Linked DNA regions of Homo sapiens: region 2 is linked to region 1. Evidence: chromatin contacts called from ENCODE Hi-C or POLR2A ChIA-PET data. All regions are on one chromosome and are shown on one strand. The core of a region is the stretch at or near the end of the contact, and the rest is flanking DNA. Distances in the headings are between cores, read along the strand shown. Region 1 overlaps CDKL1 (cyclin dependent kinase like 1). Region 2 holds the start of ABHD12B (abhydrolase domain containing 12B).

Region 1 (6,987 bases), core at 3,489-5,988:
GGATTTATATATATATATTTTTTCTTATAATTGTGCTACCTTAGGCTCTATTATTAAAATATTTGATGTATGAATTCTATCAAACATATAAGGAAGAAATAATAGTAACCCTACCCAAACTCTTTCAGAAAATATGAGAAGGAACATTTCCCAAATCATTTTATGAGGCCACTATATGCTGATGCCAAAACCAGACAGACATTTCTAGAAAAGAAAATGACAGATGAATATTCCTCAAGAATTTAGGTAAAAAATCCTTAGCAAAATTATTAGCAAATCAAATCCAGCAGTATAATGTAATGTAAAAGAGTGATTAATATATCTCAAAATATCAATTTTTAGACATCAAAGCCTTTCTATTGTGAGAGATGAAAATTTAGCTCCCTGAAATCACTATCTCCTCTGCTTCCTGTTCTAATCCTCCAAAATAGTTACATTAATGTTCACTGTTCCCATTATTGTGCCTATGTAAATATTACTTATAGCTGAGCATTGTACCATACTATGGCTTCCTTTTGTACTTTTTCCTCAAATTAACACTTGCCTTGTTTTAAAATTTGCTTGACATTCTTTAATCTTGTTGCTAATTCCCTCCCCTGACCTTTTTTTTTTTTTTTTTGAGACAAGGCCTCACTCTGTCACCCAGGCTGGAGTGCAGTGGCCCAATCATAGCTCACTGCAACCTCCGCCTCCCAGGCTCAAATAATCCTCCCACCTCAGCCTTCTAAGTAGCTGGGACTACAGGTGCCTGCCACCACGCTTGGCTAATTTTTTGTATTTTTTGTAGAGATGGGATATCACCATGTTGCCCAGGCTGGTCTCAAACTTTTGGGCTCAAGCAATCTGCCCACCTCAGCCTCCCAAAGTGCTGGGATTACAGGCATGAGCCACTCACTGCGCCCCACCCCAACTCATTTTAATAGCCTCTCAATGTACATTTTCACAGGATAGTTACATCAGGTAATCCATCAGTTCCATTTTTTTTTCTTGGTAATGTCTGGCCTTTAAACCTCCTTTTCCTTCTGTCTGGCTTGTTGTACTCAAGACCTGCTGTCCAGCTGTATCCCTTGGATTTCCCTTTGCCATCATCCTTGTAATTCCTGCCGCATTTCTCTGTGGTCAGATTCATTACTTCCTGGATTTGTCTTCCTCTTTCTGGGTTTACTTGCTTATTTTGACCAAGTACATCCATCTCTAACTGGTTAAAAAGATGATATAATCACACAGAAATCTAGACTCCAGGGATTTCAAATGACACCCCCCTCTCCCGCCCACACCCTTCCTTAGAATCAAGCAGTTGGGAACCCTTTATGTTCCTGGGGGGTGAAACAAAATTCACAAAGCAGGCAGGAAGAATGCCATGAGGTCACACCAGTGGAGAGCTCAGCAGTGTGCCCATTCTCCACATCTTCCCACTAGCGAAAGATGGATTCCATTCTGCCCTCCCCAGAAGGAGTGCCTCTGGGGAGCTGGGCAACAGCCCAGTGGGCTCTGGAGGAACAACTGGAGCTCTCAACAAGGCAACTGAACTGAAGGCCTCAAGGAAGACCACCTGACTACCTATGGAAGTGCCTTCTTGAGCCCCTTCCATCTTGGTGTGGGACAGAAAAGAAAGGGAGGATCCTTGCTTGATTTTCTCATACCTTGCCCGACTCTCATTTCTAGGTCGGGGGAGCTGATATCTTCAGGATTTTAAAGCCCACCAGACCAGGCCCAGCTGGCTGGGAGTCCAAAAGGCCCAAGTTGGATCCTGTCCAGCTCCCTTGGAGTACTATTTACTAGGAAGAAAAGCTGGGGATATATATGGCTCGTCTAAAGTTCAATCACCTAATCCCATGGCAGAGAAGAACCAGGCCCAGGAGAAAAGCTCAAGCCCCTTCTTCTCTCATAGATTAAGGTTGAGCTTATGTATGATTGCTCTGAAAGGAGAGCTTGCTTTTGAGCTAGAAGAGCTATTAAAGGGAGTAAAGAATGAGAAGGAATTGAGCCCCTTTTCTTCATACCTGTTCTAGCCCTTCCCCACTCTGCCCTAGAGCTCAGCCACAACCACTATTTACCACCAATGTGGAAACAAATATCTTAAGGTGGAATGAGTTCCCTAGCCTTGCTAGCACGGGCTACAATTTTAAGAACATCTTCCTTAGGCCAGGCATAGTGGCTCATGTCTATAATCCCAGTGTTTTGGGAGGCCAAGGCAGGAGAATCACTTGAACCCAGGAGTTCATGACCAGCCTGGGCAACACAGCAAGACCCCCATTTCTGCAAAAAAAGTATTGGCCAAGCACGGTGGCTCACACCTGTAATCCCAGCACTTTGGGAGGCCAAGGCAGGCAGATTACCTGAGGTCAGGCGTTCGAGCCCAGCCTGGCCAACCATGGCCAACGTGGCGAAACCCCATCTCTACTAAAAATACAAAAATTAGCTGGGTGTGGTGGTGTGTGCCTGTAATCCCAGCTACTTGGGCGGCTGAGGCAGGAGAATTGCTTGAACCCAGAAGGAGAAAGTTGCAGTGAGCCAAGATAGCACCACTGCACTCCAGCCTGGGTGACAGAGGGAGACAACGTCTCAAAAAAACAAAACAAAAAACAAACAACAACAACAACAACAACAAAAAGACAAGAGAGAAGAACAAAGAACATCAAAACATCTGCCTTAGCCTGAAGGGTCCAGCCAGTCACCCAGACTCTTCCAGAGCTGTTAAGTTTGTTGAATATATTCATATTTATTTAAGATTGCATGAGGCAGAGGGCATGGCGATGATACCCCTTACTGTGCATGGCTCTTGGGTCACACTGTCCTGTCAGGATGGGTTGCTTTTGCCACCTGGAGTGCAGTTATCCCGTCATCTCCCTCTGCCATCCTCCCAGAAACTCCTGCTGCTTCCCTCCTGCATTGGGTCTCCAGCCCACATAATCTTCTTTGATAATGGACTGCTCCTTTCTGGTGGACTGCATCCATGAGGGGCTTCCTGAGAAAGAGCAGATGAGAGGTACAGGAACAAATAAGAGGTTGAGACCTTGCCCTCACATGCTTTATTCTATCCTCACACTGGTTTGGTATTTTGTTTGGATATAGGCTTGTTTATTGGTTTTTGGTTGAAGATAATATTCCTTCAAATTTTTGAAGTCATTATTTTAGTGTCTTCTATCTTCTAGTGCCAAGAAGCCTGATGCCATTCTATTTTCTGCTCTCTTGTGAAGTCCTGTTTCTTTTTCCAGAAACTTGTAGGAGATTCTCTTTGTGCTCAGTGTTTTTGATTATGAAACTCATGAGTGTGTCTTGATTTTCATCCATTATCCTGGCACTTGCTGGGCCTTTTCTGCCTCAGAAAAAAATTTTTGAATTGTTTTGTTATTGACTTCCTGTTCATTGTTTTACCTATTTTCTTTTTCTGTACCCTCTATTATTGGGATGTGGACTCTTGAACTGGTCCTCCCATTTTCTTGTAGTATCCTGTTCTTATTTCATGGATACAACAGCTTTCCTGTTCTCTCTGAGGATATTAATGGTATTTAAAAATGTTCTCTTCATCCTCCATAATTTCTGTTTCTTTTAAGTTGCTTTTTTCTGTTTGTTCTGGTCTTCTACTTTCTTATTAGAGGCTTTTCTTGGGCATCATATAGTCTCTGGTTATATGCTCATAGTTAAGAACAAGGAACTACTGGAAGCTCTGAGCTTCACTATGGTTTTCTAGCTGGGCCATTTGCTGGTGGAACCCCAGTGTCAGAATCTTCAGAGCTTTCCCTCTGAGCTTCTCCCAAAAAAGTCTTTGAATATTGTGCCTGGAGAGTGAAGTCTGCCTGCCGGGTTTCCCAGAGTCTAGTGAGGGAAGAGGGGTGGGGAATCCCAGCATTCAGCATTTTGTATGTGTACAGTCCTTTAATCCCCTGTTTTCAGAACAGTATCCACATTTTCAGAACGGTATCCACAATCTCACGTATGCCAAATGTCCTCTGCTTTATCCTTTCCAGAAACAAAGCTCCAGCCTTCTGCCCAGTAGTGGAGAGTGTTTCCCTATGGGCAAATGATAGAGGAGGGGATCTAGGGATTTAATTATTTTCTAAACAGTTTTTTCCATACTCCTTAGCTCCTAGTTCCATAGAGACTTTGGCTGCTACTTCCCGAGCCTTTTGAGGATTCTTTCTGGATGAATTGGTTGGTTCTCCACCTTCCCTCTCCTGGCTTAGATTTTCGCTTTCTAGGATTGTTAAGTTAATTATCTTTCATTCAGTTGCTTTCTGGATTCCACATTGTGTTGCTGTTATCTCTTCTCCTGTCCTCTCTGACCTTGTGAGGTTTTGTCTTTAGAAGTCTTCAGCGTAGTTCTAGTCAGGTTTCAGGAGGGAACAAAATTAGCTGGGCTTGCTTAATCCATCATCTTAATTCAGAAGTCCTTTGACACACTTTCTTCAGTTGGTCCTGTGATACTGTATTCTCCTGAGTGTTGTCTTATTCACTTGATGCTCTCAACTCAGGTGCCCTTGTGGGGTCCCCTTCCTCTTTCTGCTCCTCTGTGGGGAAGGGTCTCACAGCTTCCTTCCGAGCTCCTCTTCTTTAGCTGGATTCACTCCTTAATTGGCTTCATTCAGTCCTAGGCCCCAAATACCACCCATATGCTATGCTTCTCAAACTCATATTTCCAGCCTGACCTTCCTTCTGAATGTAGAATTGCTGACTCACAGTCTTCCTTTGGGTGTCCAGTAAGCATTCCCTTCCCCCAAACCAGTTTCCCCTCCAGTGTTCTCCTGAGTAAAAGGCACCACTGTGTACCAGTTACTCAAGCTAAAAACCTGATGTCATTCCTTGATTCTTCTCTTTCTCCCACATCCAATCCCTCAGAAAATCCTGGAAGCTCTATTTTAAAAATATAGCCCAAATCTGGCCACTTCTCACCACTTAACCACTATTTTAGATGTTCCCTTAACCAGAGAACCTTTCTGGGCCATCCTATATAAGGTGATCAACCCCTTCTAGCACAGCACTCTCACGCTGTCTCTCTCTCTCTCTCTCTAAATCCAACACCACAGAATATATTCTATCTATTTTTCCCCTTTTTATAGTTGTAACTCCCTTCTCCAACAGTGAAAAACTGGCCCCTCTTATTATGAGTGTTTCAGCTAAAAGGGATCTCAGAGTCTGAGGCCTCTGCATTACAGAAAAGAAACTGAGTAAAGAAGTGAAGTGAGTAGCCAGTTCAAGATGGCACTAAGTAGTTTGTACAGAGTTTTTACATTTGAGAGTTTTGTAATTCTGGGGATTAGCTGTGCTGGGGATTAAAGGAGCAATAATGATATGCAACTATAATTTACTTTTATATGCTCCTTTTATATAATTTATTTGGGGAAATGTTTGTAGGAACTAAAGTTGCCTGGTACTGGTAACCCTATATTAATACTTAATTTGCAGGCCGGGCATGGTGGTTCACACCTGTAATCCCAGCACTTTGGGAGGCTGAGGTGGGCGTATCACTTGAGGTCTGGGGTTTGAGACCAGCCTGGTCAACATGGTGAAACTCTGTCTCTACTAAAAATACAAAAATTAGCTGAGTGTGGTGGCACACACCTGTAATCCCAGCTACTGGAGGCTGAGGCAGGAGAATCGCTTGAACCTGGGAGGCAGAGTTTGCAGTGAGCTGAGATTGTACCACTGCACTTTAGCCTGGGTGACAGAGCAAGACTCCATCTCAAAAAAAAAAAAAAAACCAAAAATTTAATTTATTGAATAATCAAAATATATTCCATTTTTCTGGACAAAATGTAGAGGCTACTGGGAAGGCTGAGGCAGGAGGATCCCTTAAGTCCAGGAGTCCAAAGTTCAGTGAGCTATGATAGCACCACTGCCTCCAGCCTGGGCAGCACAGCAAGACCCTGACCCTAAAAAAAAAAAATTAAAAGTGGAGGCTGGGGAAAAGCATTCCCCCTAATGTCTCATCTTAGTTGCATTTTTCTAAGCCTTTTTTCTCGACAGTGACTTTTTCTAGCATCTATGCCTATATGCCGCTCAAACAAGGAAAAGAGAATTTGGAGAGAAGCAACTTCAAACACAGGGACATAGACCTGGTCCAGCAATGTCCCAACTAGCCTTCCTGGAAGTGGCCTCTTCCTTTCCTTCATGTGATCCCACTCTCTGTTCAAACACCCCCTGATCTGCTTGAAAGGATTTCCTGAACGTCTGGCCTGTGACAACAGTGGCCTTGTAGCCTCTCTCAGAGGCTACAAGTGACTTTTTGTAGTCCCCTTAACACAGCTACTCAAGAGCTTCCTCCCTGATTTACTTATTCGTTTTGGCTGAGGACCACAGCAACACTGTGGAATGTTTATCAAAACAGTAAGTCCAGCCAGTGGGTTGGGGTCTCAGAAAATAAATGCACTCTCTCTGTGGTTCGTTTCTTACACTCCCTGCCTTGGTTTGTTGTTGTTTTAAATGTTTCCAGGCGAGATGCCTCTTTCTAATTCACACAAAGTACCTGCTGGAACTACTGGTTGCCCTGGTAATAAAAGATGTGAGTCAGGGAAGAAGTACTGGGAGCAGTGGCTTGAAGTTTAGCTGTGGTGATGGAGGAGAGAGTAGAAAGATGTACCTGGGCTGCAGCTGGCTGCCATGGCAGCATAGGGAAAGAACCAGGATGCCTCAGGTTTTTAAATTATTATTAACATTTAATAACAATTTACGATGGGGGAGCAAGAGAGACTGCATCAAGACCCTGGTAGGGCAGATCTGGGATGCTAAAAAACAAATAGAATGGTTTGCAATGTAAAGCTCTTTGCTATAATCAGTAAAGTCTTCATTATCTAAAAAACCAAACAAACAACAGCAATGCTGCTCTGAGAGACCACATGCCCACACATGGAAGATGAGTCCTGCTTCAAGGCTGTCTGTTTGGGGCAACTTGAGAAAATAAACAGCATCTTTTGTGCTGAATAGTAACTTAACTTTACATCAATAAAAAATTCCTTGTGAAAATGGAGCTTAAGTTACCAGGCAGTT
Region 2 (6,776 bases), core at 4,252-6,751, 520 kb before region 1:
CACGGCAGGCCAAGACTGGGACTAAGGGGAAACCAGGTAAGGAAAGTAATAGGGCAGGGCCCCAACCAGTAGCTGAAAAAGCCAGGACATGGCAGGGACAGGAAGGGAAGGGATATGTTCGCACCACAGCCAGGTTTGGTCCCTTACTGTAGCCCCATAGAAGGCTGAGGCTGGACCCCAAAGTCACCAGTAAACAGGATTCAGACAGTTTAACAGTTGCTGCAGTTTTTAATTATATCACAATTCTGCACTATATGTGTTAGCTATTCTTATCATTAGTCTCAGGCAGTGAGGGAATAATCCCTAGATCCTCTATATTCTGGACTTATCTTAGGAAGAAATGAGCCAGTGTTAGGAGACCCCACTTCTGAGATGAGATCCCTGGAAGAGATGGACCCATGAGGCACAGGGCTGGAGCCTGGTCAGGGAGTGGGATGGGCGCATGCACATCTTGCCTACGCTATTGTTCCCTGTGACACAAACCACCCAATCAGGAGCTGTCAGCACACAAGTGACGATTTGTCCATGAGGGGTCACTAAGGACACCTCTGTCTCAAGCCACCTCTCTTGTGAGGGTCTTAGAGAGGTGAGGGATACAGGAGGTCAATGTCATCACCTCCTGCTTCCAGTTTTTGCCCACATTATCCATTAAGTAAGTCCCTTTCCATGTTGTAAGAGATCATTGTTAAAACTGTTTAATATAATCAAATGGTAAGGTTGAGGGGCTGGAAAGCATTTTTGATAAATTGTCTCCCCTGCCCTGATTTCTATGCTAGACCAGAGGCATTTTTGGAAGATAATTATTACCTTTGCTTTGCAAATGAGACTGGAAAGTTAAGTAATCTTTCCAAGGTCACAAGTCAATGAATGGCAGAGCCACACATACCCAGGTCTGTCTGATCCCATAGTCTTATAATGATCTCCAGGATGTCACAGTCTTGGTGACATCCATGTAAGCAGAAATGAACCCCAGGAACAAAGCTGGCCTCTGGCAAAATTCTGCTCATAGACAATCTTGTTTTAAGATCTCCTTCTGCACCTTAGCCCTCTCAGCAGGGTCCCGTCCTTTCTTCTTTCCTCCTTCCTGCTCCTGTATTCTCAGGAGCCCTCTGATAACAAAGTCATCAAAGAAAGACCTCTAAAAAAATTAATTCCCCCTGAAGTGTTAATGACTTAAAAATCAGAGCACTTATATGTGTTTGGAAGAGGCACGAAGAGAGAAGATAATGAATCTCTGATGAATTTCCAGCAGTTCTGCAAGAAGTGGAAAAGATATGTGGGCTAAGGGTAATGGATAGATTTTTGAATACATCATACGCTGGCAATTGCCTACTCATAAAATCAGCAAGAAAGAAATGAAAATGATTGTTTCATAATACTTTAAAATAGCACCCCACCACCCCTGCCATGAAGGCGGCAGGAAGGAGAGGACATTGTTGTTCTGATTTTAGAGATAAGAAATCAAAACCCAGAGAAGCCACTTTGAGCCACAGATCAAGCCCAAATGGACAGAACTGAACCCAAGGCTGAACTGTGCCTCCTTCCAGCTGCTGGCTCCTGCTGGCTTCCTTCTAAGCTCCCCTCACTCACCTCCACCCTGCCTGTTAGTCTCCAGCTAAGCTGTCTTTTGAAGGTAGGCAGGGTAGTCTCCCGCTAAGCTATGTTTTGAAGGTCTGCTTGGGAAGCAGAGGCAGTAGAGGGAAATGTGTGTCTGTTTTTTAAGGAATAATTCATACACAGTCCTTCTCTCAAATAGCTCGAGGCACTTTTCTGAGATGCACTGCGGGAAGAGAACAGAGTGACCAGATCCTCAGAGCATCAATAATGCAAAGCAGCTTCTTTTAACTAAGGGGTTGTCAATTTGACTTCCCCTAGATCAGTAAGGGATCAAAAGTCACCAGTGGCTAATAGACCTTATTTGAGCAGAGGATGCAGTTTCAGCCCAATCCCCGCTAACGGCCAGCCACATCAAACGGCCACCTTGGTGCTTTGGTGTTCTTTCACTTGCCCTTTGATCAGCTGCAGCTGTAACCACACAGCGTCCCACAGGGGACTCAGAACCTAACTGGATGATTCTTACTGGTGAAAGCTGGTGGAGTCTGAGCTGCTACAGGGTGAATCACTCATGCTCAGAGGTTTCTGCAAACCAACTTTGGGAAGCCCAAATCTAACTACATTTACTATTTCAAATATTAAGACAGGTACCTTCAACCTGTGTGCCAATTCACTCAGTCGACATGTGTTTGTCACCAAGCACCGGGAGACATCCTCCCAACCAAATCCCCTCTTCCTTCACACCCATGGAAGTATCTCTTTTTTGTCAAAGTCTCCTGGAGAGATCATTCCATGGTGACCTCTCCTCTCTTGTCTTTCCTCCCACAAATAATAACGGGGCCTCAGCTGGCCTTGAATTGTTCTGTGATGGCTTTCCCATTATTAGCCCTGTCTTCTCCACTCTATCAGGCCACAGACAACAAGAACAACATGGCATAGAATGCTTCCTTTACATTTCCCTCTGTCTAGCCCAGGGCTGAGCTCAGTAAATATTGACGCATAGGTTGAAAATAGAAAGAGAGTGCATTTATTTTGTAAGGGAGAAGGAAGCAACATTTATTGGTAGCTTCAGAGGAAAGAGGAAGGACTTCATTTTCTTTTTTTTACTTACAATTGCAAATGAATCAATGTGTGCTCCACAGAGCAAGGATTTTGTCTGTTTTATTTACTGCTGTGTGACCAAGACTAGAATACTATCCAATAGATAATAAAGAACCAACGCTGTGGAAAGAATGAACACATTTATCAGCCTACTCCTGCACATTTTCTGAGCACTATCTAGGATTGTAATGACTTGGGGTGGAATGGGGGAAATGAGGAGGAAAATAAACCTTTGGTTTCCCCCAACTTCCTTCTGGAGCACATTTTCCATTTTTCTTTTTTTATTATTATTTTTTTTTGAGACGGAGTCTCGCTCTGTCACCCAGGCTGGAGTGCAGTGGTGCGATCTCGGCTCACTCCAACCTCCGCCTCCCAGGTTCAAGCAATTCTCCTGCCTCAGCCTCCGGAGTAGCTGGGACTACGGGCATGTGCCACCACGCCTGGCTAATTTTTTGTATTTTTAGTAGAGACAGGGTTTCACTGTGTTAGCCAGGATGGTCTCCATCTCCTGACCTCATGATCTGCCCGCCTTGGCTTCCCAAAGTGCTGGGATTACAGATGTGAGCCACAATGCCTGGCCTCATTTTTCTAATTTAAAGAAAACCAGTTGTAAAGTGGAGACTTACTCTCCTTGGCCCACCCACCTTAAGCAGCAACTGGATTTGATAAAAATTTTTGTAAAATAAATAACTAGATTCCCAAGGCATTAAAAAATAGCCACTGAAAAAATCATATGATGAAATGTTCTTGGGTCTCACAACACATCCCACTAGTTCCAGTGCCATGATCAGGGCCAGGGGCATGGCAAGCCCTCCATGAAGGTTTGCTCACCTAAGTGAACCCGGCTCCAAGAATCAAAGAGGACTTGGGATAGTGGAAATGGGTCTGGGCCTCAGCCTCAGCACATCTTATGGTAGCCAATAATCTTCTGCTCAGATGAAGACATACGCTAGTATTTTGTTCTTTCAGGAAGTGTCTCTTGAGACTTTTTTCACTAATTAGTAAGGCAAGTAATAGATGGTCCCCAACTCCCTATCTCCCACTCCATTATCAACAAAGTGGGTTATTCTCTATGAGTATGATGTGCAACTTTGATTCTCTGCCTAATAAATGCCCTTTACTGCCAAATAAATGTTAAATAATCAGCCATCAATTCCACAGAGACCATCAAAGTGAAAAACATTAGATGTCAACGTTCCCAGAATCACCACATCTGGGAGAGAAGTCCTGTTAATATGCAGTTTGACAAGTGCAATCAGGACATTCTGCCACGTGTTCAGATCCAACCCAGAGCTGGGAGGCATGGGTTCTAGGTGACTGGGCCCCTGCAGAGCTGCCAGCACTCTGCTGTCTGCAATGAGAATAAAAAGGAATAGAAGAGAAAAGAGACCAGGTGCAGTGGCTCACACCTGTAATCCCAACACTTTGGGGTGCCAAGGCAGGTGGAATCTGTGAGCTCCAGGAGTTTGAGACCAACCTGAACAATGTAGTGAAAACCCATATCTACACAAAATACAAAAATCAGCTCAGTGTGGTGGCAGGTGCCTGTAGTCCCAGCTACTGGGGAGGCTGAGACGGGAGGATCGCTGGAGCCCTGGGAATGAGCCAAGATTGTGCCACTGCACTCCAGCCTGGGCAACAGAGTGAAACCCTTGTCTCAAAAAAGAAAAAAAAAAGAGAGAGAGAGAGAGAAAAGATCCCCGTTTGTCATCATCACTCTGGGCACTCCAAAGTGAGGTCTCCTGTGTCTGGATGTAATTTTTGGATATTTTCTAATCAGCACAAATTAAACAAAAGGAATAGAAAGAGGGAAGTAAAAATGCCAATACCTTCCCACACCAACAAAACTAAATGAAATACCCACGTGTCCTGGGTCCACGATCTCCAACCAATACCTGGCTTCAGTGCAAACAAGACTGACAATATGTTGCAGGTGGATTCAGGTAATTTAAGATTACTGTTTAAACCGAGGATCCATGGGAGGAAGAAAACAGAAACAAAACCCGAAACACCCACTGATACATTTCAGACTTAAACAACATAAGAACTTGGCACAGGTAATGCCAAGTTATGGTTTCAACACACTATGTACATCTTTAGCATACTGGAGGTGTTTTCTTTAAATACATGCCAGGGAGTTCACACTCAGGGAACTAGGCACGGATTTTCTGATTCTTTTCCACCTACACAGATAGGCCCTTGACCTAAGAGGATCCCGTCCAAGATTACAACATATATTACTATTGTCACTATTACTAATGTCATTCAGATCCATCTTGTATGTTAGCAAAATGGTCAGATAATAGAGATTGGTGTAGGAATTCAACCATCTCCCTGGCATCTGTATTTCAGAAGCCCCCAAAAGTTATAACTTCCTGAAATACCAAACCTGAGAGTCTCGCTGGTCCAGGTTGGGATTGAGGCTGAGGATAGCAAGGGCAACCAAAGAGCCCTAGAGTTCTCAGGGGGCCGCCGAGGTCCCCCGGAAGCCACAATGCTGGGCCTTGGGCCCGGGCCAGCAGAGGGGATTGCGGCCTCGGCCGCGCCCTGGCCCCCTGCCCCATCCCCGCGCAGCCTGAGCCGTCGGGGCCCGGCCAGGGGTGGACCGGGCGGTACTCACCGCAGGTTGCGGTCGACCATGTCCCACCAGGCGGCCACGCAGCTACGGGCTGGGGGCCCGGGCGGCTCGGGCGATGCGGCCGCCTGGCAGTCCTGCGCGTCCATCCCGCGCCGTGTCCCGATACGCCGCCACCGCCGCGGGAGCTGCAGTCCGGAGCAGCCGCCCGCGACCTTCCCGCCCCGGCGGCACCGCGCCCGCCCTCCTCCTCCGCGCGGTCAGGCAGGCTGGTACGGCGGGGGAGACGCGGCCCGAGGGTGCGCTCCGCCCGGGTCAGGCTGTTCGCGGCCACACACACACACACAGATGTCCTAAGCTTATAGCTAGCTATGCTACATTTTATTTTAAATTGATTTCCATTATACTTCTGTGTGTGTGTGGGTGTGAGGCGCGCGCAACGCAGTAAAATATGTTTTCACCATGGTACTACTAACACAAAAGTTTGACCGCCACAGCTTTTGATTTTCATGAAGAATATAAGCTTTCCTCTACTTAAACCTCACTTTTTTCTTTTTCTCTTTTTCTGAAGCCTCCTTGTCTCCAATTCCCCATCCACCCCCAAAATCCTCACAGCCCCCCACCCTGTCACCCTTACTATAGAAAGAATTTCTTTGGCTCCCTTTGATTTACTAATGATTTGTCTGTCCACGTGGGGTTATGAACACAATTACTCCATGTAGCAAAAAATTAAGACCTTTTCGGTATTTTGTTTACGTAGCAGCATGTAGCAGAACCTCATCATTGTACCAAGGAGTTCACACCTTGAAACTTTGACCTTGGTACAGGTTTACATCTTGGTGCAGGTTTACATTGTGCAACTGTCTCCTAGGAGCAGGAACTGTCTACCAGAGCTACTCTAGGGAAGCCACGGCCTGCATGTGTGGGGACAAAGGAGGAAGAAAGGGAATTAGGTTTTATTTGGATACATTCGGATGCCAGCATCAAGGCTTCATCTTGGAGGCAAGGTGCAAATCTTAAGAGGTGAAATGGGTTTTTTGTAGTGTCTGTGTTCAGAGGGCACAGCAGGGGGCTGTCAGCACCAGAAAGTGCGTGGAAACCCATCTGCTTGAGGATAGTAAGATGGTCTGGGGGAAAATACCCACACTTTTCAAGAAAGGGAAGTTTTCTTTGAGTACTAGCTCATTTCATGGAACTGTCAGGGCAAAGGGGGATTTTGTTCACTGCCTGTTAATACTCTTATACTTGCTCTGGGAATGTTTGTTTTCTTTGTTTCTTTCTCTTTCCTTCCTTCCTTTCTTTCTTTCTTTCTTTCTTTCTTTCTTTCTTTCTTTCTTTCTCTTTCTTTCTTTCTTTCTTTCTTTCTTTCTTTCTTTCTTTCTTTCTTTCTTTCTTTCTTTCTTTCTTTCTTTCTTGTCATGGTCTTACCCTGTCACTGAGGCTGGAGTGCAGTGGTGCAATCATAGCTCACTGTACTTGAACTCACTTGAACTCCTGGACTCAAGCAATCCTTCCACTCCAGCCTCCCAAGTAGCTGGGACTACAA

What was found. A loop is a pair of places that touch in the nucleus more often than their neighbours do. ChIA-PET counts read pairs that join two places held with the same protein, here RNA polymerase II (POLR2A). Pooled maps may share reads with other maps.
Region 2: a map with no recorded cell type shows a loop between it and region 1 (2.7-fold over the local background). The contact joins the promoter of ABHD12B here to the enhancer-like site in region 1. A Hi-C loop is called at or near these places in 2 of 168 maps with a recorded cell type or tissue (naive thymus-derived CD4-positive, alpha-beta T cell and natural killer cell), 2 of 37 single-sample maps with no recorded cell type and 10 of 50 pooled maps. POLR2A ChIA-PET finds 5 or more read pairs at or near these places in 2 of 52 experiments (both activated T-cell).

The regions. Positions count from the first base shown.
Region 1 is chr14:50,345,367-50,352,353 of GRCh38, reverse strand. All of the region lies in intron 3 of CDKL1 (cyclin dependent kinase like 1), which reads left to right. Among named protein-coding and RNA genes, the nearest start is that of DMAC2L, 37 kb to the right of the region's middle. RefSeq lists an enhancer at 4,549-4,843. Within about 2 kb of position 4,738, at least 5 of the 41 ENCODE cell types and tissues checked have a DNase peak (open chromatin) inside an H3K27ac peak, as active enhancers do.
Region 2 is chr14:50,870,778-50,877,553 of GRCh38, reverse strand. ABHD12B (abhydrolase domain containing 12B) reads right to left here and starts at 5,501. Exons shown (of 13, transcript NM_001206673.2): 1 at 5,276-5,501. The coding sequence starts at 5,379. RefSeq lists a silencer at 1,969-2,018.